Linked DNA regions of Homo sapiens: region 1 is linked to region 2. Evidence: chromatin loops called from intact Hi-C (ENCODE). Cell type or tissue: MCF 10A. All regions are shown on one strand. Links, peaks and the distances in the headings refer to the core of each region. The heading gives the core; the rest is flanking DNA.

The links. Peaks named below come from ENCODE experiments on the same cell type or tissue, not always from the same donor. Only the 100,000 strongest peaks of a DNase experiment are listed, where the experiment ranks them.
Region 1: it touches region 2 in a loop (26-fold over the local background); 2 of 110 quality-filtered maps call a loop at or near these places.

The regions. Positions count from the first base shown.
Region 1 is chr10:109,008,286-109,025,425 of GRCh38, reverse strand. No RefSeq gene overlaps it. Among named protein-coding and RNA genes, the nearest start is that of LINC02661, 310 kb to the right of the region's middle. RefSeq lists an enhancer at 16,880-17,049. In MCF 10A, for the core only: a CTCF peak has its summit at 6,353 (motif pointing right); no DNase peak of the experiment used is centred there.
Region 2 is chr10:108,194,583-108,211,722 of GRCh38, reverse strand. No RefSeq gene overlaps it. Among named protein-coding and RNA genes, the nearest start is that of LINC01435, 130 kb to the right of the region's middle. In MCF 10A, for the core only: a CTCF peak has its summit at 7,117; a DNase peak (open chromatin) is centred at 7,112.

The DNA of each region.
Region 1 (17,140 bases), core at 3,151-11,150, 810 kb before region 2:
CTTCAGAGTGGAGAAGCACTACTTAATCAACATCATCATTTGTAATGAGGAAGTGAACATTATCAGTAATGGGACAAATTGAAATCATCCACTGCATGATAAGATTAAAGGGAAAGGACAAAGAACCAAACATGCATATAATCTAATCATGAGGGAACAGCAGGCAGACCCACAAGGGATATATATTTTACAAAATATCTGGCCTGCAATTATCAAAAGTGTCAAAGTTATGGAAGTCAAAGAAAGAAAGGAAATGTTCCAAAAATGAAGAAGACTAAACAGACATGACGATAAAATATGACGAATGATTCTGAACGGGATCCTTTTGTCATAAAGTCATTATTGGGAGCATTGATATCTGAGTACTATATGGCAGTAATGCATCAACATTAATTTATGGCTTTAATGGTGATCATTGTTTGTAATTATGCAGAAAATCATATATTTTTTGTTTATTGGAATAAGATGGCTGTATGTATGAGTAAGGGGATATCAGTTCAGCAACTTACTCTCAATTGGTTCGGGGGGGAAGTGTTCTTTTTTTAAATCATACTTTAAATTCTGGGGTACATGTGCAGAATGTGTAGGGTTGTTACATAGGTATACACGTGCTATGGTGGTTTGTCACACCCATCAACCCGTCATCTACATTAGGTATTTCTCCTAATGCTCTCCCTCCCCTTGCCCCCCACCCCCTGACAGGCCCCAATGTGTGATGTTCCCTCCCTGCATCCATGTGTTCTTATTGTTCAACTCCGACTTATGCGTGAGAACATGCGGTGTTTGGTTTTCTGTTCTTGTGTTGGTTTGCTTAGAATGATGGTTTCCAGCTTCTTCCATGTCCTTGCAAAGACATGAACTCATCCTTTTTTTGTGGCTGCATAGTATTCCATGGTGTATATGTGCCACGTTTTCTTTATCTAGTCTATCATTGATGGGCATTTTGTTTGGTTCCAAGTCTTTGCCATTGTGAACAGTGCCGCAATAAACATATGTGCACATGTGTCTTTATAGTAGAATGATTTATAATTCTCTGGGTATATACCCAGTAATGGGATTGCTGGGTTAAATGGTATTTCTGGGTCTAGATCCTTGAGGAATCACCACACCGTCTTCCACAACGGTTGAAATAATTTGCATTCCCAGCAACATTGTAAAAGCGTTCCTATTTCTCCACATCCTCTCCAGTATCTGTTGTTTCCTGACTTTTTAATCATGGCCATTCTAACTGGCGTGAGATGGTATCTCATTGTGGTTTTGATTTGCATTTCTCTAATGACCAGTGATGATTAGCTTTTTTTCATGTTTGTTGGCTGCATAAATGTCTTCTTTTGAGAAGTGTCTGTTCATATCCTTCACCCACTTTTAGATGGGGTTGTTTTTTACTTGTAAATTTAAGTTCTTTGTAGATTCTGGATATTAGCCCTTTGTCAGATAGATAAATTGCAAAAATTTTCTCCCATCCTATAGGTTGTCTGTTCACTCTGATGGTAGTTTCTTTTGCTGTGCAGAAGCTCTTTATTTTAATTAGATCCCATTTGTCAATTTTGGCTTTTGTTGCCATTGCTTTTGGAGTTTTAGTCATAAAGTTTTGCCCATGCCTATGTCCTGAATGGTATTGCCTAGATTTTCTTCTAGGGTTTTTATGGTGTTAGGTCTTATGTTTAAGTATTTAAGCCATTTTTTATAGCAATAGAGAGTAAATTGAAGTGTCCAGTGCTTCTTTTTTGACCTGCAATCTGTTAACAGCTAGTGTGCACTGGCTTCTTCTCTCTTTCTCTGCCTCTTCCTTTGAAGTTGAGCAAAGAGGCGAATCTTGGTTCAGATGTCAGCTTTGTCATTTGTCAGTTGTGTGATTTGAACAACAATACACTCTTTCCAAACCTCAATATTTTCTTCTATGAATTGAAGATAATAGTAGATAAAAAAGGATTAATACAGTATCTGGCCCATGTTAATCACTGAATAAAAGTGTGATTATTATTATCATTGTTGCTCATCTATTTCTGTGTCAAACTGAATAGGTATATCTTATCCTTTTCAACAGTTTTATAACATTCACTATTTTTATGTACCTTATACATCTTATATGTATTAATATTTATAATTTATTTTTGATGCACTTTAGATTTATTTCAAATATTTTGCTGTTGTGTACAGCATGGCAATAAACAGTTTTATAACATTCACTATTTTTATGTACCTTATACATCTTATATGTATTAATATTTATAATTTATTTTTGATGCACTTTAGATTTATTTCAAATATTTTGCTGTTGTGTACAGCATGGCAATAAACATCTCACTGTCTATATCCTTCTTTTTCACTTACCCACTTAGTGTATATGTCTAGAATTTATATTTTACTTCTATCCCTTAATATATATTCCTAGAACTGGAACTTTTGGATGAAAGGCATGCTAGCCTTTTTAAAACAGGGGCTAGTAAACTCTTTTCTTAAGTGAACAGGTATTTTAGTGTTTTCATGCTAGATAGTCTCTGTCACAGCTATTCAGTTCTGCTGTTGTAGAAGCAGTCATTAGCAAATGAATGTGAATATGTTTCAACAAAACTTTATTTAAAAGAAAACAGGAAGTGGGCCAAGTTTGTCCATTAAAAAAAGAAAGAAGAAAGAGTCTTCTGGTAGTTTTAGTTTCAAAGGCCTGAAAATCAAGAGGGACTCAACTTTCATTTCACAATAACCTAGATATGAAAATTCTACAGCAGGATGGGAAATGTCAGCGTCTACAGATGGAAGCATGTTTGCACTCATCTGGCAGCTGTAACTCAGGATGCCAAGTATGACTTCTGTCATCTGAGGTTCACTATCTAATACCACCCCTGACCACACTGACCTTTAGGCAGAGAAGAACTTGGAAAAAAATTATAGTGGTGCCTCATTTCTTAATGTAGAAGTATAATCAGCTTATAATGGATTTTATGCATTGTTTTAAAGTGAGAAAATGAGCACTTCAGACATAAAGTCTTGCTAGTGTGGTGTTTTCTTTTTGTTTCTTTGTTTGTTTTTTTGGCAGAGTCTTTCTCTCTTGCCTAGACTGGAGTGCAGTGGCACGATCTCGGCTGACTGCAACCTCTGCCTCCCAGGTTCAAGCGATTCTCCTGCCTCAGCCTCCAGAGTACCTGGGATTACAGATGTGTGCCACCACGCCCAGCTAATTTTTGTATTTTTAGTAGAGACAGGGTTTTACCATGTTGAGCCAGCTGGTCTTGAACTTCAGACCTCAAGTGATTCACCTGCCTCGGCCTCCCAAAGTGCTGGGATTACAGATCTGAGCCACCACGCCCAGTGTGGCTTGTAAGAAAAGGTGGGCAGTATTTTTTCCTACCCTCTAATGTGGAATAGTTTAAAGTTTCTAATTCTTCAAGGTTAAGCCTCACTACAAGTCTTTCTGGGATACTTTATTGTGTATTTAAATGAACCAGCTGACGACTACAGATGTTTCTTTCTGTCTTAGAATAGTTTGTACTTCCTCAGCTGATATCTAGGCTTTCTGGAATCTGGACACTTGTCTGATCCAGGGCTGCTGTGTATGAAGGAGGAACCAAAGCAATGATGTGTCTGATACAGCTGAGATCAACAGTGCTTGTGGGCAGAGGATCGCAGGTTGTTGAGGAGGCTTCCCAGGACAGACCGTGCCGTGCTACCATTCCCCTATTACACAGTGTGTGCCATTGTAGGGACTGGAGGCTCCTAGAACTAAAAAGAGTTGCTCATCCATGAAGGTTTGAGTGTTTTGCTTTGTTTTGTTTTAATAGAAATTGCAATTTAGAATGTCCATTCTGGAATTAGGGTGAAGATGCCAATGAGATAGTTTCATAATTGATTATAATATTAACTACAAAAAGCAAAAATAGTACTTATATAGAACCTACCACTTGCCAAGCACTGTTCTAAACTCTATACATTATTAACTCATGTAATCCCTGCAAAAACCCTATGGAATAGATACTTTTATAATACTCATTTGAGAGTTCCAGAATCTGAGGCAAAGAGAGGTTAAATCACTTGCTCGAAGTTACTTTTGCAATCTGTAAAAATAAAAAATGGCACCACTAATATAGGCATCCACACGGTTGGGCTACATAATCATACTTTTACACTGAGCCACAGGACTTCGGTATAATGGTTATGGATTAAATTAGATAGGCCCTAAATTCCCATAGAATCCCCAAGGGCCACACACAACTCCTGAAAATAGAGTCCTGACAGAGCTAATGACTAACGTTAACATTTGGAAGCACCATACGCGTGGGCTTCCAATGCCATATTATAGAGACTGCATTTTATTTTCTCAAATTTCCTACAAGATAGTTTTTATTTACATTCATATTTGACAGATGATGGACCCACATCTCAGAGACATTAAATTTGTCATTTTAAATCAACAGACACTGAGTGGCAGACTGAGTATTCATATGCAAGTCTGTCTCCAAATCCCAAACTCTTAACAAATATCCTGTACAATTTTGGAGACAACGTAGTGAACAGAGTGCTGGATTGGAATTAAAATACCTAAATTTTAAACCCAGCAGCTCTATTTTATCACCAAGGGACACTGGATGAGTTAATGCCTTTCTCAAGGCTGAAGTTTTGTTCTATATCACATAAGAGAATTGGTGTTTGTTACCACTGTTTTCATTCAGAATGATACTGTATGATTATGTGATTGTTTTATGTCAAAATATGTCTGAGTACCTTTTCAAATTCTAAACTATCCCAAGACATTTCCAGTCCCCAGAGCATAGTGTAAATAGAAGAAATTTAGATAAACACTACTTTCAGTCATTGGAATAAAACACTAAATGCATGAATACAGAAATACAGAACAACTACTTTTGAAAAATAAGCTAATGCTAATCTTTTTTTTTTTTTTGAGACAGAGTCTTGCTCTGTCACCCAGCCTGGAGTGCAATGGCACAATCTCGGCTCACTGCAACCTCCACCTCCCAGGTTCAAGCGATTCTCCTGCCTCAACCTCCCAAGTAGCTGTGAATATAGGCACGTGCCACCATGCCCAGCTACTTTTTTTGTATTTTTAGTAGAGATGGTGTTTCACCATGTTGCCCAGGCTGGTCTTGAACTCCTGACCTCAGGTGATCCACCTGCCTCGGCCTCCCAAATTACTGGGATTACAGGCGTGAGCCACTGTGCCTGGCCGCTAATGCTAATCTTTGACAGAAACCCTGTTGATTTCTTCAGGCCTCAATTTTCACATGTATAGACTGACCATCTGAATGCCAGTGCCAAAGCCCCTTTTTTGTGTGTCTTACATGTAGGACACACAGTGCAAGATTAGGAATTCAGAACTTCCTGGTACCTGCCAAGTTGCCATGCAGATTGTGAGCTGCATCCAAGGTCTCTTTCACTGCTGAGTTTTCTGTGTATTAAATCAGGCATACCCATGAGAAATGGACACTGCATGGACTCTCATGTTGCAGTTCACTTGGCCTTTTGCAGAGTCCCAGTAATTCATGTCCTTTGAATGTTTCAGGATCATTTTTTTTATTCTTGGCCAAATGCAATATTCCATCATAGAAATGCTTTTGTGGGGATCCTTCTAGGTCTATCTCATTTTGTACCTTTCTCTTTTTCTCAGTACGCACCCTTTCCCCAGTGTACACATCTCAGTAATATGTCCAGGACCCTTTCTATGGAATGTTGAAATACGAAAAGTAAAGCTCATTACCTAGGCCACTTGAAACTGTTTCTTTCTCTCTTTTGTCATTTTTACTCTTTCCAACATGGGTGATTAACCTCTACTTCTTCTTTAATAAGCGCTTATGATAGATGGAAAATTCCAGATTGTGCATTTGCTTGCTCAGATTTCCTTGGCTTTAGGGCATAAACAGTGATCTAATCCATGCAGTCAGACCTAAGGGAAAAGGTACAATTGTGAGGATGGAAGACTGTCTGGCAAAGACATATACAAGGGGATTGCCCACTTTCTTCCCTCAGGTATGATTAGGCAAAAATATGATACATGGAGGAGTAGCAGCATTTGGTGATTATGAGGGCGTTAGCCTGAGGATTTAAGCCAACGTGCTCAAGATTTGAGTGGAAAGAGAAGCACCTGAATCATAGTTGACATCACTATGCTTCCTAAGTAACCAAATCTGGAACTCTCTATCTTTCAGTGAGATGATGAAGACACTGATCTTACGACACTTTCGTTGGATCATTCTGTGAGTTTCAGCAAAAATATTTTTGAAACATACAAATCCAAGATATCCCCTTGCAAAAGTTTTACATCTCCTTTGTCTGGCTGAACATGTTTTATTTCATAATCTTGGCAGAAGTGTCATTTCAGAAGGACGCTAGATGGCAATATATGCTTCATAATTTATGGTGGGGGAAGGGAATTTAGGTTTAATATTGAACTGTCAAACGTACATGAAATGTTCAACGTGTGAATGTGAAAATACGTCAGAGTTTTATTTATTCTGTAGCTCTGTAAAAACTACTCTTTTAATTAAGACAGAAAGAAAAACTCTGAAGATAATAAAAAATAGTTTGAGCACTGGGACATACTGGGTAGGAAACTCTAATGTCCCATACAAGTTTAGGGAACAAAGAATGTCCTATCTCAGAAGAATATGTTCAAAGGCTACAAATATTCAAGTCTCTTATCTTCTGCTATTTAATTCAGGTACTGTGTCTATGGTGCAGTTGGTAATCCAGTTGGACCATGTTTATTGTAGACATGTCTCAATGCAGAAGGCATTACAGTTGTGCCTAGAGAAAAATAATTTAAGAAATATTAGCCACATATTCAAATTTATAGCCTTAACCCTTTGCCCAAATAGCATCCCTTATATAATTTATTTTTATTTCTAAGTGATGGTCTTAAAGATTATGGTGTTTCCTTTCTTGACAAGAATTTGCATGTGACTTTACCTAGGTGCCTTAATAAATCAACCAAATGCTGTCGTATGAACTATATATTCCTCCAAATAAGTTTATGCATTATATCAGTTTCTGTTTGGGACACCTGGAACTTATAAGTGGTACATAAAATATCACTTATTATCAAAATATATTTTCTGTGTTCATGGGATAATATCTATGTATTCATTTTTAGAATTTGTCTCATGCACCCATCATCACCTTCTGAGCCCATCTGTGAATTCCTGAGAAGTAGCAGTTAATCATTTCAGAGATACATTCAGACATTCAGATACATTCAGAGACGTTCAGAGAACATCAATCATGTAGGTGTTTTGGTAAATATTTAAGAGGAAGATTTGAAACATTTTTTCATGGTATTACTTGCTTCTAATGAAACAACAAAAGAAAAGAAACATTTTTTCCCCTTCTGTCATTCTCCTTCTGTCATTAAGACATTGTGAGAAATCAAGACCAAATGCTAAAAATCACTTGGTAGTTTGAAACTCTACACCCTTCCCCAAGGAAGATCAGTATATAACATTTTACTTGAGTGTATTACTAAAAGGATCAGTCTTGGATGGAGGCATATTCATGTTTGATAATGAATGGAATAATTGGACTCATTTCTGAGTTTGAGATTATAGAAGGATTTCTTACAGAGGAACTTGTTCCAAGACATTCAATGCAATGAATATACAATAAAGGTTAACCTTCTCCCACCCAGCTCCATAGATCAGCAACAGAATTTAAGTCAGACATTTCTTACTTACAGATAAGGATAGAATTTTGTGACAGCCTACCCAGTAGATGACAGAAACTTAAAGTAAATTAACTCTAATCATCACAACACTCTAAGTTTGTTTCTCTCATTTTACATGGGTGAAAATGAAGTCCAAAGAGGTTGTGTTACTTGCTGAATAACATCCTCTGCATATAATGAAATTTGTTTTATATCACACAGGCGGGTATTGTATAATACACACACACACACACACAAACACACACACACACACACACACAAAATACAGGAAAGATTATAGTAGGGTTTAAGTTATTGTTTATGTAGCTATTTGTCAGGAAGAAGTATGCTTCGTGGTCAATAATCTACATTTGGAGAACTTTTTTTTTCTTTTATTTTTGAGATGGAGTCTCGCTCTGTTGCCCAGGCTGGAGTGCTGCGGCACAGTCTCAGCTCACCGCAACCTCCGCCTCCCGGGTTCAAGTGATTCTCCTGCCTCAGCCTCCCTAGTAGCTGGGATTACAGGCACCCGCCACCACGACTGGCTAATTTTTTGTATTTTTAGTAGAGATGGGGTTTCACCAACACTGTTGGCCAGGTTGGTCTCGAACTCCTGACCTTGTGATTTGCCCACCTCTGCCTCCCAAAGCACTGGGATTACCCCCGTGCCTGGCCAGAAGATGCTTAATAAATGTTTGATGAAAGATTGAATGAATGGAATAGCATTGCATTAAGCTTCTATTTGTGGCAAGGTAAATCATTTATTAATGTCGTATAAAAGCAATACAGCCATATTATAAGAAAAGATTAAGAATGTAGTTTGTAGAGATGCTTTATTCTGATGAGCATAGGAAGTAAGAAAATCTTGTATTTTCCAATTTCCAGCAGAGACTAAAATTATTTCCAGAGTCATGTTCAACTTTAGCTGCAATTTGCAGACAGAACCCTCCACAAAATTCTTTAAGTCATTACTCTCTATTCCTCAAAAAGGATTTGTTTGAAGACACTATAATGCTTCCTTGTCCTTGAGTCCTTTTTTAGAATATGTATTTTACAAAACTACAGTAGGAAAAAAAAAACTATCCAATGGAACAATGCTTATGTTTTCTAAAATTAGTGGATTTTTTTAAGTTTCTAAAGCTCTCCAGGTGGAAAATAAACGGAAATTGAATTATTTAAGGCACAGCGATTTTATTAATACTGATAAAAGAGGAAGTTTCTTGAGAGAAATTCAAAATCAATCTTATTTCAGTGGGAACTTCAGTAGCTTCTATACAATGAATAACATTAGTCATATTTAAAAAAATGAGATGTGCATAACAAAGCATCTGTTTTAGGCTGATTCTCAACTCAGACAACATTTCTGCTTAGCTGAAGAAATAGTGGAAGAAAATATTCAGCTCATTTTTGATAAAATATTAATCTATTCCTTCTTTATGAAATTGTTAATGTTTGTCACAGAAAGTTAATATTTGCAATTTCTCTATTCAGCAGTATGGTTGAAGGATGAAATTATCTCGCTTCAGAATGCAGTTATTTGCATCCAACTATTGGTCATGCACATAAAAGATTTATATTTCATTTTATGACTGAGATTTGTTTATATGAAATATGTGAAAAAATGCTTTTTAAAAAAAAACAACTTTTTTTTCCTTTTTCCTTATAATTATCAGGCTATCAGTTTTTCTTGTTGGGAGAATCAAAATAAATAAGCTAATGTTTTATTCCTTTTGCATCATCTTTAATAACAACTATTTCATGAATATAAGCCATATTGAGGGAGCCATGCAGGCTTGGAATTGGAGAGAGGTGGAAATACTGTTTCCTTTTTTTTTTTTTTTTTTTTTTTTGAGATGGCGTCTGGCTCAGTCGCCCAGGCTGGAGTGCAGTGGCGCCATCTCGGCTCACTGCAAGCTCCTCCTCCTGGGTTCACACCGTTCTCCTGCCTCAGCCTCCCGAGTAGCTGGGACTACAGGCACCCACCACTACGCCCGGCTAATTTTTTTTGTATTTTTAGTAGAGACGGGGTTTCACCGTGTTAGCCAGGATGGTCTCGATCTCCTGACCTCGTGATCCGCCTGTCTCGGCCTCCCAAAGTGCTGGGATTACAGGCGTGAGCTACCGCTCCCGGCCTAAAATACTGTTTTCAAGGGGCTTCTACGTCGCATTGGCAGAGCCTTACAGGTGGGGACGTTCTTACAAAGCCCCCTCTGCTCTGGAAAAAATGGATCTTGTTTTTTTGTGCCAGATTCTGGGCTCTTTTTCATTTCCAGTTAGAAGGATTAGAACAAAATTTTTTATTGTGCCCCTTGTTCTTTTATATTTAGTTTTATAATTCCTCTTAGAAGTTTATATAGGTATCTTGGACTCTCTGCATCTAAACAGGAGTTTGGGTTTTCACTTCTCAGATTCTTACAGATTTACATAAAGAAGCTCATCTGCATTCTTTGTGAAATTAAACTTAAGTTCACAAGGCCCCTTAATGAGGGAGGATCTCTACTCAGAGAAGGATGATGGATTAAACGCTGAAATCTGATTCATGCACATCCTACACATAAGATTGTCCTAATCCCTAAGGAATCTCCCTCCTCTCATCTCTGCCACTGGGTGAGGATTCTCCCTCCCTGATCAGCCTTTTAAGATTGGAATTTTATTTTATTTTAAGAAGTGCCAGGGTCCTTACACTTTTGAGTTTCTTTTAGAGGTGGGGCCAGTACAGCCCTAATAAGTCAACTCATAAGAAAATAAAGAGCAAAAGAGGGAGGTGTATTTTTATTTAGAATAAAAAAAGAAGTAGGCTTCTTCCTAGTTAAAACCAATTAACAGCCCTCTTCTGGGAAAAAAATAATCATCTTAATGTTGGAGGACATTAATAACATTTTAAATGTCATATTGGTTAGGAATCTTCTTGGCTGCAAGGAACAAACATCGTCATTGTTCCTAAAGTGACTTAAACATTTAAAATATTATTTTTCTCAACTAAGAGGGATTTCAGATGTCAGCAGTCCAAACCTAGTACAGCTGCTCAGTGATGCCATCAGGGGCCTTTCTCTGGCCCACTCTGTCATCCTTAGTTTTTTGGCTTCTTATCTTCATGGTTGTCACCTCATGGTTCCCAATGGCTAGTGTGTCTCCAGGCATCATATATTCCAGCAAGGATGAGTAAGGGCAAGAAGCAGAAACTGCACAATTCTTATATGTACTATTGGCCAGGACTATATCACATCGACCTCTCCAAATCTACTAGGGAAGCTAAATGTGCATTTTTCCATTTTGTAGCTTTCTGAGGTATTGAACAGAAAGGGTAGTTGGGAAATGAAATGGGGATGTGTGAATATTCTTAGCTCATCTTTCCATGTTGCTGATGTCAGTTAGCACTACGTGATTTGGTGACTTCCACACAACTTGGTACTTTTCTTCTTTTTAATATCTTATAAGTTTCCTTACAAAATTTTAGGAAGAATTTTTATTAAAAATCCCAGCCAGGCACGGTGGCTCACGCCTGTAATCCCAGCACTTTGGGAGGCCGAAGTGGTTGGATCACCTGAGGTCAGGAGTTCGAGACCAGCTGGCCAACATGGTGAAACCTCGTCTCTACTGAAAATACAAAAATTAGCCAGGTGTGGTGGTGTATGCTGATAATCCTAGCTACTTGGAAGGCTGAGGCAGGAGAATTGCTTGAACCCAAGAGGCAGAAGTTGCAGTGAGCCGAGATCGCACCAGTGCACTCCAGCCTGGGCAACAAAGCAAGACTCTGTCTCGGGAAAACAAACAAACAAACAAACCAAAAAACTCAAAGTCTCTCAAAGGAGTACTCAGTTATCAAACCCTCTGCAGACACATTCTTATGAACCCACATATTTAAGAAGATTGCAAAGATCTTATATTGTCACCTTGTTTTCTCTCTAAGTGGCAGTTTTAACGATTCTTCATTTAAAAGCAAATTCAGTCAACCTGGCGCAAATCATCACAATGAGCTATTTGCTCTTTTGTGCTGTTTCTCTGATGAACTTCCTGCTGTCTTTGTCTCTAGTTCTCATTTTGGCCTTTCTATATTCCTAGTGTCATTGTATGTGTTCACCCTGGGTAGTAAAGCATTACTGACTTGCGCCTGACTCAAAACTTTGGATTATTGAAGAGGAAAACTCTCTCTGGCTTACTAAACTCTTAACCTGGGATGGCTCTTTCTCAACAGGGAACATATGGAATATTATAGCTGCCAGCTAAACCTTCATTGTGGTGCAGTTTTAGGAACAAATCCATCTCCTGATGTAACTGAAATACCCGTCTACTCTCCTCCATATAGGTATTTGGCATTCCAAGCCTGCTTCCCACTCTGCTTGATCTTCCAGAGTCTCTGTGTTCTCTGCTTGAGTGGCCGGGCTTTGATTGGGTACATTGCAGTTGCAGCCTCTCTCCTTTATTTATTTATTTTTTTTTTTGAGGCGGAGTCTTGCTCTTTCGCCCAGGCTGGAGTGCAGTGGCGCGATCTCAGCTCACTGCAAGCTCCGCCTCCCAGATTCACGCCATTCTCCTGCCTCAGGCTCTCCGAGTAGCTGGGACCACAGTCGCCCGCCACCACGCCCAGCTAATTTTTTTTTTTTGTATTTTTAGTAGAGATGGGGTTTCACCGTGTTAGCCAGGATGGTCTTGATCTCCTGACCTCATGATCTGCCCACCTCGGTCTCCCAAAGTGCTGGGATTACAGGCGTGAGCCACCGCGCCCAGCCCTCTCCTCTCTTAAAGTTGAATGGCAGTAGATATCAGAGGACACTGGGAAGACAGCAACAGTATGGTTTATTTAACTGGCTTGCGTCTCCAGGGTGTCAGACTTCTTTTGTGTCCGAGATACAATGAGAAAATTCGTCCTGGAATTTTCTAAAAACCCTGAAAAAATATCCCTCCAAATATAAACAAGCAATAAACAATCCAGAATATATGAAGGGCCAAGGATTTCCCTTTGTGTAAATTAAAATAGACAAAAGTAGTGAGCACATGTAGCTTTGGAGAAGACAGTTCTTATGAAAGGGCAGAATCTATTTCTAAGAACTGGGGCAGAAGACTGTTAGCCATAGAGGTATGTGCACATGTGTAACGGTTAATTTGTGTTAACTTAACCAGGTCATGGGGTGCCAGGATATTTGGCTAAACATTATCTCTGGCTTTGTCTGGGAGAATGTTTCTGAATGAGATTCGTGTTTGGGTCCCAGGACTGAGTACAGCAGCTTGCCTTCCCCAATGTTGCTGGCATCTTCTGATCCATTGAGGACCTGAATAGAACAAAAATGCAGAGGAGGGGATAATTTACTGTGAACTGAGAAACTGGGACATAGGCCTCCTCCTCCCCTTGGATTCAGACTGGAATTTACATCATCAGCTCCCCTGGTTCTCAGGCCTCTGGACTCTGGACCTACACCCCTGGGTTTCCTGGGTCTCCAGCTTGCAGATTCCAGGTGGTTGATCAATTGTGGCACTTCTCAGTCTTTATAATCATATGAGCTAATACCTTGTAATAAATAAATCTCTCTGTCTACATATATACATAAACATATACATAAACATATGTGTGTGTGTATATTTATATATGTGTATATATGTATATATGTATATTTGTGTGTATATATATGAGTGTGTGTATATATGTATATATGTATATATATACACACACATATATACACACATATACACACATATATACATATATGTATATATGTATATATACACATATAAGTATATATACATATACATATACACATATATACACATATATGTGTATATATGTGTGTATATACGTATACATATATACACATATACATATACATATACACACACACACACACACACACACACTCACATATATAAATATATACCATGGGTTCCATTTCTCTGAAGAATTCTAACACAAAGTTATACCCATCATGACAGAAGAAACAAATCAATCAAAGTACAGGCAGAGTCCTTTGTTCCTGTGTCACCCCCAAACTGTTCCATCATTCTACTTCCTGCCCCAGCCACACCCCACCCTGTACTCCCCCTCCACAGCTTCAGATCCTGAGATGCTAGGCATTAGCAGACTCTGGTTTGAGAGTGTGGTCTAGAGTCAACAGTTTAAAGCCATCTGTAGTTTACTAAGATATCTCTGAGAATCTAGAAGGCAAATTAGAAAAGCCTTGTAAATACAGGAACACTGAGGCTGGGGCAATAAGGGAAGGAACTGGGGTGCTTAGAAAAGAGAAGACTTTTGCATGACAGTCACCAAGTTTCAAATTCTGACTCCACCACTGCCTGCTGAGATCTTGACCAAGTACCACAGGCCCTTTGAGTATCAGTTTCCTTACCTATCTCTAGAAATAATACAAGGGAATATAATACATCCCACCGATTTTTTGGGAGGATCTAATGATTTAAGAAATGTGTACATGATAAATGTGTGCCTGATCACAAGGTGGTAGCCATTAATATAAAATTCACAAACTATGAAACAAATTCATTATTTGGATGCATTGACTACATAATGGGGTTAGACAGATTCAGTGCTCATTTCTGTGTTTACTTGCTGTACATGAAGTTTTTTTTTGAGATGGAGTCTCGCTTTGTCTCCCAGGCTGAAGAGCAGTGGCAGGAACTCGGCTCACTGCAACCTCCACCTCCCAGGTTCAAGCAATTCTCTTGCCTCAGCCTCTCGAATAGCTGGGATTACAGGCACACGCCACCATGCCCAGCTAATTTTTCTATTTTAGTAGAGATGGCGTTTCACCACGTTGGCCAGGCTGGTCTCAAACTCCTGACATCAGGTGATCCACAGGCGTCGGCCACCCAAAGTGCTGGGATTACAGGCGTGAGCCACCATGCCAGGTGTACATAAAAATTTATATGCATGAATTGTGAGGTGAGAAGTAACTGTGTGAAGACTTTCTACAAACAACATCATTTTTGAAGTATTTGATTCTTTATTCATTAAGGAATATTTTCATTGATGAAGCATGCATCTTACTTCCTTTATCTCATTTTTTGCCCATAAATTTAATTGTTGGGTTTAATTATAATCACTGTATAATTACTAAATCTTGGCATTAATTATATCACATTAAGCCATTAATGATATTATTCAGCATAAAACTAATTAAGTCATGAACATAAATTGCCCACGGCTTACCTGTAATACCCTGTTTCTTTCCTCTTTTTTTTTTTTTAATTTCATCTTTTTTTCTAACACATTTGAAAAGGCTTCTTAATGACTTAGTGGGTTTTTTTTTCTTTTTTTTTTTTTTAGTCCTATTCTCTCAGAATTTACAATACCCACAACTGACTTATGGAGCCTTATTTCCTGGGTGCAGCTTTCTCCTCTCACCTACCAACAGCCTGGACTCATGAATTTCTCTTTCCGGGCAAAAGGGGCTGTGAGGTTGTTTAGTGATGTTTTCTAAGACTGGCTTCTTGACACAAAATGTAAACCTTCCTGTCTGTCATTCCAGTTACAAATTTTTGCTAAGTACATATTAAAAAATATATATCTTGTTATTTTCTGGATCAGACCCCTGTTGGAAGATCACTATATAGTAGAAAGGCCACGAAATTCTATTCAAGTAGACTTGATTTCTTGTTCTGGCTCCAATTCATTGTTCCATTCTACACAAAACTACTTACCAATTTGGGGACTTAGTTTCTATATTTATAAACAGCGAGTTGGTCTGGATGCTGTTGAAAGTATACATAGCTCTAAACTTGTAGAACCACTTCTAGTAAAATGTCATTACCAGTTAATCACTTATATGTTCAAACTATCTCACTGCTAACCTTTGTGCAAATAAGAAAAAAAGATCCTTTCATATTTCATCTGCTAAAGAAAATGTAATGCATCTACATCTATATTGATTGCACATTTGAATGCCTCCCCTCATGTATCTTTAGTATACAATCTGAACAGCATAGATGGTAAACACATAAAATAATATTTATCAGTTAATATCTAAGCAAGGATTATCAACATCGCAGAATAGGCATCCATGTAAAAACAAAACAGAATAAAAAAAGAAATGTCAGAAGGATGGGCAAGGGTGCTGCTGTGACATGAAGTAAGAGGCCAAATTTATCCTAGACCAGACAGGACAAGCAGGATTCATTTTATATGCCAGCTACAGTTGATAATCACTGAATGTTATGTTGAGCAGGATTCCCACCTAGGCAGCAGGACAGTTTCCTGTGGGTATAGTGATGTCTGCCATGGGTAGGAAGGGGGTGTGGTGGCATGTATCTGCCATCCCTTGTCCAGAGCCAGCCCACTGTCCCAGGTACCCTTTGACAAATAAAACCTAATCTCTTTCTTAGCAGAGGAAGATGCTGAGCCTGACTCCGCATATTTTAAGACACTAACATATTCCTGGCAGAGAAAATATAATGAATAAGGTAAATCGAGGGTCCCAGTTGTCGTTTACTTTATTTATTTATTTTTGAGATGGAGTCTTGCTCTGTCGCCCAGGCTGGAGTGCAGTGGCGCCATCTCGGCTCACTCCAGGCTCCGACTCCTGGGTTCACGCCGTTCTCTTGCCTCAGCCTCTCTAGTAGCTGGGACTACAGGCGCCCGCCACCACGCCGGGCTAATTTTTTTGTATTTTTAGTATAGACGGGTTTTCACCATGTTAACCCGGATGGTCTGAATCTCCTGACCTCGTGATCCGGCCGCCTTGGCCTCCCAAAGTGCTCGGATTACAGGCATGAGCCACCGAGCTCGGCCCTGTCATTTACTTTTTAATTCATATCTGGGGTTACATTTTGGGAGCTTTGTAAAGGCATAATTGATCAAAGCTCTTTGGCTTTACTTGAACAACTCTAGGGGCAGAGAGTTTTCTGCACCTCTATTTTCAGACAGTTTTCCTTATAGGAAAAAATCTTCTTTAAGGAGAATGGTAACTTTCATTCACTTGTTCCAGTTTTGTCCCTTAAAGACACAAAAAATTAAGTCAGGTCTTTGCCCACAGTACAGTCTTCAGATACTCAAAGCCACCAGATTCCCTAGGGATGTAGCCCATGTGGCTAATTTCTCATGTGCTATGGCAGAGCCATGCTTCCCTTCTGCTCACTTTGCTCTGATGTGCTCCTATACATTTCAGTTTTTCTTTAAAGTGTGACCCTGAAATCAGTTTTTTTCTGCAGAGGAAACCTGTTTTTATTTCTTTTAGTTGTTTATTTAGATACTTATCTCCATATTTCTAAATAATATGTTTATCATGCTTTTAAATGAAACTTTCTTGCTTTGTCAAATTTACACAGCCCCTCATCTCCAGTTAGCTTCTTCTGTTCTCTCAGTAGGTTTATCGTAAATATTTTTATATTTTTTTCTTAGATATAGTTTTGTTTTTCTTTAGTTAATATGTGTTATTTGGATCAGTTTCAATATACCTGTAATTAGTTAGCTTTATTGCCTCTATCAAATGCCTGTTAATCAATGTTTACTCCAAACACACAAACATCTACTATTCATTTTTTTTCTTT
Region 2 (17,140 bases), core at 4,054-12,053:
AAATAAATGTAATATGCTGCATAAACAGAATTAACAACAAAAATCATATGATCATCTCAATAGAAGCAAAAAAAGCATTTGACAAAATCCAGCATCCTTTTATGATTAAAACTCTCAGCAAAATCATCATACAAGGGACATACCTCAATATAATAAATGCCATCTATGACAAACTTACAACGAACATAATACTGAATGGGGAAAAGTTGAAAGCATTCCCTCTGAAAACTGGAACAAGACAAGGATGCCCAGTCTCACCACTCCTTTTCAACATAGTACTGGAAGTACTAGCCAGAGCAATCAGACAAGAGAAAGAAATCAATGGCCTCCAAACACTGTTGGCTATTTGATATGATCTAAAGACTACTACAGAAAGCTCCTAGAACTGACAAAAGAATTCAGCAAAGTTTCTGGATACAAAATTAATGTACAAGAATTAGTAGCTTTTCTATACACCAACAGTGACCAAGCTGAGAATCAAATCAAGAACTCAACCCCTTTTTCAATAGCTGCAAAAAAATAAAATACTTGGGAATATACCTTACCAAAGAGAGGAAAGACCTCTACCAGGAAAACTACAAAACATTGCTGAAAGAAATAATACATGACATAAAAAAATAGAAACACATCCCATGCTCATGGATGGGTAGAATTAATATTGCGAAAATGACCATACTGCCAAAAAAAATCTACAATTTCAACACAATTTCCATCAAAATACCACCATCATTCTTCACTGATTAGAAAAAAAAAATCTAAAATTCAAAGTGCTGGGATTAGAGGCATATGCCATGTATCTGGCCAAAAATTTCATTTTTGGATAGCTCATTGTAAGTGTAAAGAAAACCCTGATTTTTAAATGTATATTGAGTTTGTATTCTACAACTTTACTGAATTTGTTTAGTATTTCTAACAGACTTTTAATGGAGTCTTTAGTATTTTCTATATATAAGATTATGTTGTCTGTAAATGGAGACATTTAATTTCTTCCTTTGCAATTTGAATGATTTTTTTTTCTTGCCTTATCTCTCTGACTAGGACTTCCAGAACTGTGTTATATAAAAATGGCAAAAGTAAACATCCTTGTCTTCTTCCTGATCTTAGAGGAAAAGCTTTTAGCTTTTTCCCATTTAGTATGCTGTCAGCTTATCATATATGGCCTTTATTTTGTGACACTAATTTTGCCAATAGTTTTTTTGGATATGATACCAAAAGTACAGGCAACAAAATTTAAAAAATAATAATTTGAATTGTGTCAAACTAAAAAGCTTCTGCACAGCAAAGGAAACAAGCAACAAATTAAAATGTCAACCTGTGGAATGGGAAAGAATATTTGCCTAATCATATATCTGATAAGGAGTTAAAATCCAAAAAATATGTAAGTGATTAACAGAACTCAATAGCAAAAAATAATAATAATAAAAATCAGATTTTAAATGGGCAAAGGAGTGGAATAGACATTTTTCCAAAGAAAACGTACAAATCCACAATGAGTATATGAAGAGATGTTCAAAATCACTAATCATGAGAGAAATACAAAGCAAAACAATAATCGATCATCACCTCACACTTATTAGGATGGCTAGTATCAAAAAGACAAGATATAACAAGTATTGGTGAGGTTGTGAAGAGAAGGGAATGTTTGTACACTGTTGGTAGGAGCGTAAATTGATATAGTCATTATGAAAAGCATATAGAGGTTCCTAAATATTAAAAATAAAATTATCATATGATTCAGCCATTCTACTTCTGGGTATGTACCCCAAGGAAATAAATTAGTATCTCAAAAAGATATCTCCACTCTCATGTTCATTGAAACATCAGTCACAAGAGATAAGATGCAGATGTTGAAACAATTTAAGTGTTGGATGAATGGATAAAGAAGATGTGAGATATATACACACCAATTCTCTCTCTCTCTCTCTCTCACACACACACACACACACACAGAATATTATTCAACCATAACAGATGGATGAATGGATAAAGAAAATGTGAGATATAAACACACACACAGACATACCTAGACACACACACAGGGAATATTATTCAGCTATGATTGATGGATGAATTGGTAAGGAATATGTGATATGCACACACACATACACACACACAAAATGTTATTCAGCCATAAAATGTAAGAAAATCTTGCCATTTGCAACAACATGGATGAACCTGGAAGACATTTTGCTAAATGAAGTAAGCCAGAGACCAAAAGATAAATATTGTATGATCTCACTTATATGTGGACTCTAAAAAAGTCAAACCTACAGAAGCAGAGAGTTGAAAAGCAACCACTAGGGCTAGGAGGTAGGGGGATTGGGGGGAAGTTGGTCAAAAGGTACAAACTTTCATATATAAGATAAATAAGTTGTGGGTATTTAAGATAAAACGCGAGTGGTGATGGATGTGTTAATTTGATTGTGGAAATTATTACACAATGTATATGTATATCAAATCGTTATATTGTACACCTTTAATATATATGATATTTGTCAATTAAATCTCCAAAAAAAAATTGAAAAAAATCTCAGCATAAATTAGGGGCCATATGCTGCATTGCCTCATATAAGATAAATGAATAAATCTTCCAATTTTCTCCAAGATGTCTCAGCATTCTATGCAGTATTTTTAGATATATTTTCTTAATTTTAAATAAGTTTACAAGGAGTATTTGATCCAATCAACTTTAATTGCCTACCAACATAATCCAATAACCTCATTTCAGTTGTATTGTTAGAGGAGTTAATTGGACCTGCACAGCCACCAGCTAAAGATATTGGTTTATGCAAACAGTAAATCCAATTTCCGCTATAAACACATCTCTGCCGGAGGAGTACAGACAGAGAGAAAAGATAGAGGATACTGAATGCAACCTCAAAATATCATTAAGTCCAATTATCTGCTTTCATTAGATGGAGAAGGAAAAAAATATCATTAATGTATTTAAGTAAATATAAGTGACTGTGTATTTATAATGCAAATAGTATATTTTACATATATGACACTATACATAATATGTGATATGATTATATATACAAACTTATATGTAATATATACACACAAAGACACACACATATGTATTTGATTACATATATTTAACTTGACCCAGATACATTATTATTTTCCAATTGTAATATGTCAATGTATTAGTTTGTTTACTCACTGCTCTAAAGAACAGCCAAAAACTGGGTAATTTATAAAGAAAACAAGTTTAATTTACTCACAGTTCTGCATGGCTGGAGAGGCCTCAGAAACTTACAATCATGGAGGAAGGGGAAGCAGGCATGTCTTACCCATGTAAGTGAGCAAAAGAGAGAGCACCAAGAGGAAAGAGCCCCTTATAAAACCATCAGATCTTGTAAAAACTCACTCACTATCATGAGAACAGCATGTAGAAAACTTCCCCTATGATGCAATCACCTGCCACGGGGTCCCTCCATCAACATGTAGGCATTATAGTTTGAGATGAGATTTATGTGGGGACCCCGTTATCAGTCAGATGTTATCGGTCAACAAAAAAGGATGTGATAAAATTTAGAGCACAATTTAGTTCAGCCAGAATCAGCAGGGAGGGACTGTTTTTCCTCCAAGCCTATCATGCCTCCTACACATTGTCCCTAACAACTTGAGGAATTATTCTAGGAGTGATGAGAGTTTTGTATTTGATGAATTATTATTATTTTTTAAGACAGAGTCTCGCTCTGTTGCCCAGGCTGGAGTGCAGTGGTGCGATCTTGGCTCACCACAACCTCTGCCTCTCAGGTTCAAGTGATTCTCCTGCCTCAGCCTCCTGAGTAGCTGGAACAACAGGCACACGCCACCATGCCAGGCTAGTTTTTGTATTTTTAGTAGAGATGGGGTTTCACTATGTTGGCCAGTCTGGTCTCGAACTTCTGACCTTGTGATCCGCCCGCCTCAGCCTCCCAAAGTGCTGGGATTATATGCATGAGTCACCGCACCTGGCTGATGGATTATTTTTAAACCTGCAGTTTTCCTATGGGTATATCAACATTTGCCTCTAAAGAAAAATGCAATGTATTTAGACTTCAATGTCTTAATATTGGTGTAATTCAGATCCATGGTTACTTGATGTATCAGAATGAACTGGAGTCTATTGCTTTCTGATCCCATCACATGACTCACACGTCTTCAGTCTCAGGAAATTCATAAATTATCTTTAAGCCTCACATTCTTGCTCGAGGAAGTCTAGCAATTCTACTTTATTTACCTGATAGATCATGCAAGGTATAAATGAGAAGATGCTTTTGAACTGCAAAGTACAATACTACACAAAAGAATAAGCCATTTAGAGGTTAAATTAAATGCAAATAATGTAACAAGTATAAAAGAATGCATTATTTTACTTCAGAGAAAATATTGTTTTCCATTACTCTGGGAACATTGTTGACACCCTAACAATAAATATGCTAATGCAAGCCTTCATGAAGAGTTCCCTAAACAAAGTTCTCTCTGTGGAGCATTTTCCTGTAACATTTTGTTTGTCAAATTCTAGTTATTGTGCCTTTTAAATATGGCTCAAAATGTGTTTTTCCACCAATTTAAATTGATTTCCATTTAATTACTTCAAATTAGTGAGCTGGTATTCTAATCACATTCACTGACTTGCATCACATCTGGAAATGTATGTTGAAACACAAACACCTCTGCCTTCTAGAAATTACAAAAAGTACCCCTTCTAAAAGTTTTCTGAACTTCCTCTTTACCTAAAAAGTTACCATAAGTAGAAAATTGAAGAGACAGAATAATGGTCTTTTCAGTCCACTCATTTATAGCAATTTATGGTGGGGGAGGGGCAGAGACGTATGTCTTATGTTACCCACACCTGTGTCTCAGCTTCCAGCCTGAGGTCATTCCATAGCATATACTTCAGTGAGTCCAAAATAGTGTGGTGGTTAATTTTAGGTATCAACTTGGCTGGGTTAAGGAATATCCAGATAGTTGGTGAAACTGATTCTGGGTAGGTCTGTAAGAGTATTTTCAGAAAAGATTAACATTTAAGTCAGTAGACTGAGTAAAGAAGATCTGACTTCACCACTGTTGGGGGGCTGGAGGGTGGGCATTATCCAATCCATTGAAGGCCCACATAGAACAAAAAGGGTGAGGAAAAGAGGGTTCATCCTCTCTTCTGGAGCTGAGACATCCATTTTGTCCTGCCCTTGGCCATCAGAACTCCAGGTTCTCCAGCTTATGCTCTGGGACTTATTACAGTAGCTTCCCAGGATCTCAGACCTTTGGACTCAGACTGAGTTATACCATGAACTTCCCTGGCTCTCAAGCTTGTAGATGGCATATCATGGGACTTCTTAGCCTCCATAATTGAGTGAACCAATTCTCACTATTATCTATCTATCTATTTATTTATCTTCTACTGGTTCTGTTTCTCCGGAGAACTCTGAGTAATACAGTAAGTTTCCCTGGCACTCATCTGTTAGACTTACTGTGAGTCTAGCCAATCTTCTTTGCAAAAGCAATGCCAAGTTATAGTCTCCCAGAATCCATTCTTAAACATGTTTACAGAGAGTACACCTAGCACTGGTTCACCATGCAGAAAATAGAAGGTAGGTGATTGTTGCTAATTAATAGTCATGTATTAATAATTGGCTCAATGCATGATCAAGAGAGGTAATGTGTGAATTAAGCTATCAGTACCTCAGAAATGGACAGAAGAGAAAAGTCAATGAAGAATATGACACTGGGGAAGTCTTACTAAAGGAAATTGAGCCTTGGAGCGAGCAGAATTTAAACAGGATAAAATGTAAGAAGTATCCAAGTTAGAATTGAGGGGTGAAACTTTTGAGGGCTTAGGGTGGGTATGTATCTTTGACTTATTTTTTTGTACTTTGCTTTGCAGGGAATGAAATTCAAATCTGTGATTAATTCACGGCCTTACCTTTTTTACATAGTTGAGATGACACTTAATTGTTCAGATTGACATTCAGATCACATTCTGGGACAGGTATTTCTCTTTGTCCAAGGAGACAGCTCCTCCAGCCTCTACTCCATCTATATTGTTTCTAGAGGTATAACATTTTCATGGGACTTCATTCCAGCTAAGTTCGATTGGGTACTTGACCCAAGCTGGGGCAATGAGTGTCTTCCAGAGGAAAAACAATATGATCACTCTCTCCCTGGGACTAAATCTGTGAGACATAAAACTAGGCAGCTCTTGGCAGTTGTGTTTTGGCCATGAGGAGAAAGCTGTTCTGAGGTAAGATAGAAGAACAAGGCTAACACAATAAAAAGAGGATAGCATCTTGATGGTTCTAATATTTCTGAAGTCCAGTTACAAAACTGTTGGTAAGTTCTATTGTTATTCCAGCAAATTCCCTTTCTGAGTAAAAAAGTTCACGTTTTTGTTAATTTGTCTGCTACCCTATTTGTAACCAAAAATCATCCTAAATTATACATTGCAAGTTAGAATTATATAGCAAACTTAACAAAAGGTCCAGGGCCTGGTCTAGTCTATATAATGCCATGTAGTACCTTTATCTGAATTAGAGAAAGATGCCGCCTCTGGCCAGGTACAACTCCATCGGGGCTGTGTTGATGAGGAGACCGCAGACTAGATTCCAACTCTGCCAGCCTCAAAGCCAGATGCACAACCATATGCGGGAACCCTCAGCCTGAGTTGTAAGCACCACTGTGGTTTAAAGTCTCCCTCTATTTCCCAAACAGCTTATCCTTTACTGTGATTTTGTAGCTTGCATAAAGCATCTTTGGATATTCACAGAGAAAGTCTGTGGATAACGACCTCCATAATGACCCACAAATAGGAGAACTTTGGGTGAAGACAATGGATAGTGCTAAATGAGTAAGCTAAGGAGTCGTGTTACTTGAATCTTCTGCAGAAAAAAAAAAAAGTTGATTCCTAACACATTAACACTTTTTTACATTTACACTTGGCTGAGTCACCAAATTATGTTCCCAGGAAAAATGCCAATTGGTATCTAAAAATTATATTACAAAGTAAATGAAGTCATAATACAAAAAAAAAAAAAAAAAAAAGAATGCTCACAGTAGAAAAAGCTATACTTGGACAGGTCTACTTTAGCTTTATGGCCTGCATAGGCATAGCTCTACTCATAGAGGGCGCTCTTCCCTTGGCCAGGTCTGGGATTCTGGAGACACCAAATAAGGCAGCTTCAATTCTCAGTGAAAGTAGTCGAGAAAGTCTCCAAAACAAAAAGCTGATTTTATTTGCATCTTAAAAAGGTGCCCTTTTCCCCATGGAGCAAGGATCTTTAGAATATATAATCCTTTTTGTAAAAATTTCCTTAAAGAATACAATTTAGGTTTTTCACTCAGAGAAGGAAGAATGTTCTTAAACATTCAGGTTTGCCCAGGACTGAGGGGTTTCCCAGCACAAAAGACTTTCAGAGCTAAAACAAAACAAAACAAAATCTCTAGGCTTGAATGGCTCCTAAAGAAGAGCTGAGTGAAATAAATGCAGAGTGGTCCCTTCCCACCATGGACTTCCAGAATCCTAGCTGCAGGAGCCCCCATAACCCCCACAGACATTTGAGTTGGCAGGGAAATGGCCCAGAGAGCAGACAGACAGAGCTCAAATCCACCTGGAGCCCAGGTGGTTTGGCACGGGGACAGCTGCAGTGGAACACAGCTATAGGCGCCCATCAAGGCTCTCCATACTCCTCCAGATAGTTCTGGCCTTTGTTCACTGGTGGACATGGACAGAGCAGGGCTGTTTCTTGCAGGACCAGAGCACGTCTAATCTGCACATCCCCCTGTCACCAGCTTCTCTGAGTCCCTGTCTGGCCACACTGGCTCACAGTGCAGCCTCAGCTGCCCTCCCAGAGTGCTTTTGCCAGTGGCCACCATTATACAACTTTCACTGGTGACCCCCGCTGCCTCACTGAAGCAATTTTGCTGATGACCCACTGGAGCACTTTCACCTATGACCTCATTGCCACCCTACCAGAGCACTTTCATCCACAACCCTCAGCAGAGTGCTGTTGCCAGTGGTCTGGGAGCACATTGGTGCTCCCCCACAATAGCCAGTTTTCAACCTCAAGGGAACAAAGCTGTGGGCCTTGTCCCGGCACCCCCGTGTTAGAGCACATAACCCAGGAGTGCCAAGATGAGCCTTGGGTCTGTGAAAGCAACCAGAAACAAAGCCATTTGACTATGCTTATCTCGTACCACAGTCAAAACTCAAGGGCAAAAAAAGAACATAAAAGCAAAAAGCCATATCCAAAGGACAGTAACATCAAAGGATAAAGGATCATCTGTCCTCACAGATAAGAAAAAACCCATACAAGAACTTTGGCAACTCTAAAAGCCAGAGTGTCTTCTTATCTCCAAGTGATCATACAAGCTCTTTAGCAATAGTTCTTACCACGTTGAAATGGCTGAAACGTGAGACATAAAATTCGGAATCTGGATGACAAGCAAGCTCAACAAGATACAGAAGAAGGTTGAAACTGAATCCAATGAAGAGGACACAATGATCTAAACGTTGAAAGATGACACAGCCATTTTAAAAAAGAACCAAACTGAACTTCTGGAAATGAAAAGTTCACTATAGGAATTTCATAATTAGAAATATTGACAACAGAATTCACCAAGCTGAGGAAAGAATCTCAGAGCTTGAAGATGACTCTTTTGTATCAATGCAGGCAAACAAAAATATTTTCCTTGTGAAACTTTCCTTATTACCTCAGGACAGTGTTGGTCACCGTTTTCTCTAAGCTTCTATACCACTTTGTATATACCATTATAAAAGCATTTATTAACAACATAATTAAATTGTGTGCTAGTTATATGATTGTACATCTGTTTCTTTGATGGACTAGAAGTTGTATGACTCAAGGGACCATGTCTTATTAATTCCAGCTGAATTCATACATATTACAGATTATTAAAGAAATAATGTGAGTAATGAGTATTCATTCAATTAAATAATAAATCAACAAAGAAAGAAAGCAGCTGTACTTTAAATCATTAAAAGATCATTAGCGTGGTAGATTTGTATTACATCAACTTAATTAGGCTTGAACTGTGGTTTCCAGAATTCTCTTTTCTGGATATTTGTTGTACATGTGGCAGAGTACAGGAGAAATCTTGTAATAGATTGGGAAGACAAAGAGAACCAGGAGTCACCTTTTGTATTTAGATTCAGACGGCTGAGAGTAGTACACAGGTACTTTTGAAGCTCGAGTATGGCGTCGGTCACCTGTTATCCCACCTGGTTGATATAGGGCTGTAGATCAACGACCGCTATTGGATGCCCGCCTTCAACTTTTCAGTTTCTGGGTCAAGTAGATATTTAGTTTCATGATGAAATGCATCACTTTCTCCTCCAGTACACCTGTGTCATAGAAGGTGGAAGCTTAGAGGCAATGAGAGACTGACCCCAGTTCCTGTTTACCATGGGTACCAGAACAACCTTGCAGATTCCACTTTGCCATTGTTTGCACCATTCAACTTTTGTCTACCTGCCCCTTTAGATTTTAGTTTCTAATACCTGCCCCAGAAATGGCCACCTCAAAAAGACTGTTTAATAAGCTCCCACCACTACTTAAGATCAATAGCTAATTTTAAACCATATGTGTGTGTGCATGTGAGTGTGTGTGTGTGTATGTGTGATCCGTGTATCCCAGTGATTACAGTGGTTATGCTTTTCTGTGCTAATCTTGACATGGTATCACTAGCCACCAATGGCAACAAAGGCTAAAGGTTTAGATTTTCAATAACACCGGATTTCCTAGAAGGGAGCAAATTTTGTGTTTTAGAGCATTAGAGAAATCTGCTGAACGAGAGAGACCTGGCATTGGGTCTTAACATTCGGAAAGAGTATAGAGAAGAGCCATTTGGGACACCTTGTGAGATAATGATACAAAAGTATGTTTTACTAATTCTTAATACTAACTATTATAGACTAAATTGTAACACACACACTCACACACACAGACACACACATACACACACACAAATGTTAAGTTGAAGCCCTAACTCCTAGTGTCTTAGAATGTGACCTGATTTGGAAAAAGGGTCGTTGCAGATGTAATGAGTTAAGATAATGTCATCCTGGAACAAAGTGAGCCCTTAATCCAATATGAATTGTATTCTTATATGAAGATGACCATGTAAACACAGAAACACAGGAAGAACACCATTGACAATGAACAGAGATTGGACTTATAGGAAGGCTCAAGCCAAGGGATACCAAAGCTTCCTGGGAAGAAGTAAGTAAGGATTCTCCTAGAGTTTTCACAGGGGCATGGCCTAGCCAACATCTTGATTTTGAACTGCTAGCCACCAGAACTGATGTTTTAAATATCTTTTGTTATAAAATATGTTGTTTCTTAGGGCTGCTATAACAAAGCACCCCTCAAGTTTCTCTCAGGTGTCTGCAGTCTAGTGGGTGGTCTAAATGGCCAAGCACAACACTCGGCTGTATTTTTAATGCAGGCCAACAATAGCAACAAAGAGATCTTAACTTGGAAAGTGGCACAACCACAGCAGAAGAGTTATTATTTATGTATTTTGCTTACATAATAGTCCAAGGCATGTGTTTCTGGTCAGCTGATAACTTTCCTCGTTGTGGTGATTCAGGAATTCAGAAGCTTTCATCATGTGATCTCTCTATCCCTTGCAGTATAATCTTCATGTACGTTTGGTCATGGCATAGCAGAAAGAACATGGAGAGAATCATGGGGGTATGTCTATTAATCAAATCTAAAAGTGGGGCTTTCTGCTTTTGTTTATTGGCTAGAACTAAGTCACATGGTCGCACCTACTGCAAGCAGATATGGGAAATGCAGTCTAGCTTTGTACCCAGAATTTTTTTTTAAGGATTTTCCCTGAATAGCTAGCAGTCTGCTACTCAGGGCATCTTGTTTTAGTCAATAATTCCTTCTCCCTCACTCTAACAGTCATTATCTCCCCCAAAAGACTATACCAAGTTGTCATCCTTATCCAATGTCTGGAACATGACATGTTGTACATCACAATCTGATCATTAACTATGCTGATTTTACAGGTATATTTTCCCCAAAGTAACACTTGCTGCATGAGGTAATACAGGGATCTGCTGATCTTAGACTGAATGTCATATTTCAAAGAAGAGTTGTCATCCAATCTAGAAATAGTTTAATTAATTTCTAATATTTTGTGTTTCTGTAAATACAGTGACTATTAATAACAATTGTTTCATTTTAACTGCTATTAAGCAACCTCTGAAAAATCACAATTTGACTGTAATCTCATTATGTATTAATAGGATTGTATACTTGGTATTTTACTAGTACTTTATATATAAATCTTAAAGAAAACCTAAAATAATATGTTATTATTACACTATTCTAATCCAGCAGTGGCCTAGATACGTTAAGTAATTTGTTCTAGGGATTTGAATTTGTGTTTTTCTAGCTTTAGAGCTTATGCTATTTATTATAGAACATAATTCATTCTTTTCACATCCCAGTCAAGCATTTAAAATACACAACATATTGTAATTGGGTCACCATGGACATGGAACTGCATATTTTTGCCCATCAGACCTGCACTAAATTGAGGGTCAAGACTCATATGTATAAATCTCTTAGAAGAGTAGTGAGAATGATGCCTTCTGAAAATGAAGTCTATTTTCTGTGTAATTGTTAGGTCTGTTTTAACAATGACATATTTGTGATGTATAATTGGCAGATGATAGCAGTACCGAGACAGATAAGAGAAAGCTAATGATTCATATGCATAAAGAGTTAAGGTTTTATTGTTGGGGGCCCAGAGCTAAATCAAATAATTGTTCTTTAAAATGGTAACAGTTATTTTAAGGAGTCAGATAATATTTCCAAAGCTTCTTATGGGGCAAAGTGTCATCTAAAGAATCTCAAATTATTTTAGGATTGTTATAAATCCAAATAAAAATACACATTTAATTGCAGTGATAGCTTAATTGAATTTGATTTTAAAATGTTCATTATTCAATTTTAAGCTTATATGTCATTACTAAAGCACACTGTCAATGCTGAATGGTAAGATGATATTTTGTATTGGTTCTGAAATTATCTTTTGAATAGGACAATTGTATTTCGATTTTTGATGTGTGTGTATGTGTAAAAGTATTATTTGTAAACTGTGAACATGTAAAGTATACCACAATTTTGTAAGCCTGTCTAGATGATTAGTTAATTAATTTCTATATACTGGCATTTATGGAAAGTAGAATAAGCCAAGTTTCCTTCAACTACTCAACTACTGAGAAGTCTTGGCTCTACTTCAGGATACTTGGAGACAGCAAAAGTTTTTTTCTAGAACTTTGGTCAAGTACAAATGTCATCTGGGCACTCTGGGAACGGGATAGCTGCAGGACTGTCCCTAGGCTGTTATTTGTCTATGAGCCCAGGCACTGGGCGCACAGAGTTTACCTTCAGAGCATCTGGGCTCTGAGAGCAGATGACTCTGTGTCACACTCTATGAGGCACACAACATTGTGCAGAGAAAATACAGGAGCCTGAAGATGAAGAGAGAGAGAAAAAAAAAAACCTCTAGTATGTGACTGAAAGTAATTATTTATCTACTATCCGACAGCCAGTCTGTTTTGGAAAACATTCTTTTATGCTCCCCTAAGATTAACCCTTTCTAGAGGAACTATAGCAAAAATTCATCTTTTTTTATTCTCTTTACTGCTCTTTTCTGGAATTTGATTTTAGAGCAGTCTCAGAGTCTACAGTAGATATTTAAATTTCCAAATGACTAAATGCATGCTGAAGTAATCATTTATAGCCCAGCATGAAGATATCACAGTGGCGCAGTAGTGGTGCAGTGAATTATCCCTACCTGTGAAACTGTGATGGATACAGCTAATTATCCTTTGAGGGAGAAGTAAAGTCCTACCATGTCCTCAACATCAATATCAATAGCTCCCTCATAAAATATTAAACTTCTAAGATCCCGACAAAAAAGAATTCTTGCAAGCCTAGCTTGAGGGTAGGAGTTGTCTGCTTTTCTGGAAGAAATCTGGGACCTTAACTTCTGTTCTTTGTTGCTTTTCATTTGAAAGCATCTTGGATCTCTTTAGTAGGACAATCCCAGAACCCGCCACAGGCATAAATTAACTTCTTCTTGTACCCTGTTGAGAGTAGAGCCCATTAATGACTACTAACGTCCATTACTAGACAGAAGAGGATTTTCTCGAGTAAACCAACAATCAAAAAATGGAAGATTTTCACAGCAAATCAGTGTCACTGCTGGGAAGGAGAGACAGTATTTGAATGGCCGAGATTGGTGTTATAATAACTGAAGTTGTTGCTGTCTTTCAATGTTTCTTCTTTGTTTCTTTTCAACAACTGGTTTTCATTATAGGGGAAGGTAACTTATTTATTTCACACTTGTGTTTCAGTTATTTTGTTTGTTCAGTATCCTTTGGCTGCTTTAAATACCTTACACTTCTCTCACAGTGGTCATGTAAGCTAGGTAATATTATTCTCATTTTGGAAAATATATAACTCAAGCTTAGAAAGATCCAATAAGTTCATTAAGGTCATCCTTATTAAAATGGTAGAGTCAGGATTCAAAGCAAAACTGAGATTCCAAACCCTCTATGGTCTTTTGGCCTAGTTACGATTGATAATTTTCTCCTTCATGTGAAAAATCTAAATTCCGATTAGGATAAAGAAAAAAAGTCTGAGAGGGAGGGAGAATATGGAACTAAGAAAGAAATAAAAGGACCATGACCAGATAGGGATTGTGAGCAGGCTAGAGAGGAGCCAACTACCATAAGAGGGGTGGGAGGGCTGTACAGGGTTTGCTTGTCATATTTGCCTAAAGCTGTTCCATCAATGCCCCAGGGAAGAAATTGTGACCTGACACAGTGCATTTGTTTGTTCCAGACACTGTCCTGTGTACCATTGATGTGTCCTCTCTCCCTCTACATTCACTGGTTTAAGGTATTACAACAAAATAAAGGTGGATATAGTCGAAGGGAAATATGCACCAGACACAGGTAAACAGGCAAGGAAGGGTTTATTTTTACTTTTTTAAGATTTATGTTTTACTTAACAAATAATAATCGTATATATTTATGGGATACATTGTGATGGTACATGTGGCTCATGTTATTACATGCATAGGTTGTGGAGTGATTATGACTATTTCAGTAGAGAAGAGAGACTAAGCACAACTTTGATAAAACAAAAGGTAGGAGGGTTCTTAAGCAGTGGGATGAGCTAGTAGAAAAGGGCTGGAGGACTTTAGAGGGAAGGTTGGTCAATGTGTTTGTTAATTGGTGTTTGTCAAAGGTAGTTTCCTACCTTCTTACAGAGAGTGAAAAACAGGACCCTGTCTTCCTTAATCATTATATTTCAGAAGAATGGCTACCAAGCCCTTGAGAAAGATATTTCTTGGTTTTAAAACTGCATAGGGTCTGGGAGAAGATTTAAAATCTCAAAGAGATTTGAACAAAGACTAAGAATTTACATTTGCAAGTTTTATAAAGTAAGTGCTCTAAAAGCGTTTTTAAAAAGAGAGAACGGAGTCTATAGTCAAAAACAAACATGTCTAAAATTTAGTCAAGCTGAGGAGAAAGAGACAATGTCTCCCAATGCAACATTTCTTGTCTTGAAGCTTGGAAGGACAAATGGTATGAAGAGAAATTCCATTTTAAATAGTTATGTGATAAAATAGCTTATTGAGTAAACAATGGCTATCTCTGGGGAACCTGAACATGAAATGAAGAGAGGTAGAAAATAAAATTTCTGAGTTTGTTATAATGGTTGTTAATAAATTAAAACAGTTTACCATTTTAAAATAAATGCTTAAAACAGATTGATAAGATAATAATAATAATGAAAAGAATAACAACTCTTAGTGGTAGGATTACAGGTGTGAGCCAATGAACCCAGCTATAAATACACAACTCTGTCAAAGGGAAGAGAGAGCTAGCTGCTCCTGCCTCAAGATACGTTAGCCCTCGTGTAATGATCAAAATCCCAGTATGTGCCAACGAGTCTTAGATGTGTCCACAGGAAGGGTTCAGCTATTGGCACATAGTGGGTTCTCAAGATGTGGCTATTGGACTTGTCTCATTTCTCTATAGCAATATATAATTGTCATATAGTTTCCTCAGCCAGTCAATATGTTTTTCATCAAACTTCAATCATTTCAGTTACAGGTGGATGTTTTCAAGTAAGAATTGATGTCATATAAACTAGAATGAAATCTAAATAAGAAAACAAATATTTCATAAAGTAGCCCAAACATCAAGTTAAAAGGATATTCTTGATTTTACCAATTCTAACCAAGTAAATGTGGGGTTCTGCCATCACGCTTGTGAGATTTGGAGTCAGTGAGTCAGGAACCACCATCTAAATCATTAAAAGGAATTGTCGTTGGAGAACGTAAGCATGAATATTGATGAATTACAGAAAATGGCACACCAGCTTGGAGACAGTTATCTCAGTTTGTTTGTCACATATTTCTTAGTTGGGTTACATGTAAGTGTGCCTAGACAAGAACTTCAGTGCAAGTAGTTCATTTGGAATATTAAAGAATCACTGTCAGGAAAATCAATGAATGAGATAGGGAGTAAAAGATATCTGGAAAAGGATTATTATTTTGGAGTAGGGGTCAAGGAGCAGACACCAAGATGAGGATGCTTGGGAAAGTGATTAATTATAAAGTATGTGCAGGAAAAGAACAAACCAAATCAGCAAAAACAAAACTCCCCTAGGAGGTAGGAAAGTAGGACAAGAGGGAAGAAAATCAAGCAAGCATGTGATATTCATCTGTCTACATTTGTCTCCGTCCATGTCTGTGCCTGACCTCACACTTTCATGCTTTCTCTCTCTTTACCTTTGTTATTGAACTCCTGTGTTACATTCACTCATTTTTTATATTTATGCCAATATGCACATTCGTGTTGGCAAGATACAAAATAATGTTGAGTCATTAGAATGTTTAGGAAAATTATAAACACCTAAAATAAAATAGCCTATAACTGAGAGGCATCTTTAATTGATTTTGATTTACTTTAATTTAAAAGTTGTGTTAAATTCTGGATTTCTTAACACTTTCCATCTTTATAGATTCCTTATTATGAAAGCTAACAAAAAAAATAAGAAGCCTGGAATTACCTGTGGCTTCTGAGCTGTGGGTTGGGATGAGAAAGAGAAGGGAAAGTTCCTTGAAACAGATAATATCTGCATCTCATTGTGATTTTAACTTATAAAACCAAAGTATGAGGATCAGTTTAAAATTTCTCCTGATAACCACTCTTAAATGTGTCACAGCAAAGACCAAGATGCCATCTCACCCAGACCACCACAGCCCAGTTTCTGGGAGGTTTGGAAGCAATGATGGTTTCTTTCATTGCTTTTAGGGCTACTAAATTATTTGACCAGTGTTTAGGGGCCATGATGAATAGTTAATTCATATTTTTTAAGCACTAACATGGCACCCAAAACAGCAATGTGTTTACAATATAAGGAGCATTTTTGAAGTGCTCTAAGTAAGGGAACAACAGAGTCAGGTCTTAGTACCTTCTAGAATCAAAGAAAGTGGTAGTAAAGGAGTGCTTTGCCCTGTTTGAATCTTTGAATAGTTTCCCTCTTCCTCTTTCTCTGTCTACACATTTCCCCCGGATATATTTTGTGGGGAAATGCCTATACCCACAGCATAGGCTCCACTTATGCACAATGGCTGAAAGTTATGTTAACTGCATTTGAAACCAGTCTCCTTGATTTCCCTGTGATGTCACCTTCGGCAAGATCCTCAGTTTCCCTAAGCCTTAGTTTCCTCTTCCACTGGTTGTTGAGAGATTAAGATAGCAACCACATAGCACTTAGCACAGTGTGCACAACTTGTAAGCACTCAGTAAACACCTGCTGCAGTTACAGCCAGCCTCTGGTGGTTGTCCATGTATAAAGGACTTGGTGCCGATTGAAATCTTGACTCCAAGAGCGTCTCCCACTCATATCTCCTTCAACTACGTGTTTCAGTGAATCTCTGTCAAGGTCCAGGACTACATAAGTTGTCTAAAAAAAATGAGGTACTTACATTGAGCTTGAGATTCATTGCTAATAGATTTTGTTGATATCTGCTCATGTTCACAGAGTTAGATTTTAGGAAAATTGTCTGTGATCTGAGCTAGGACTTATGT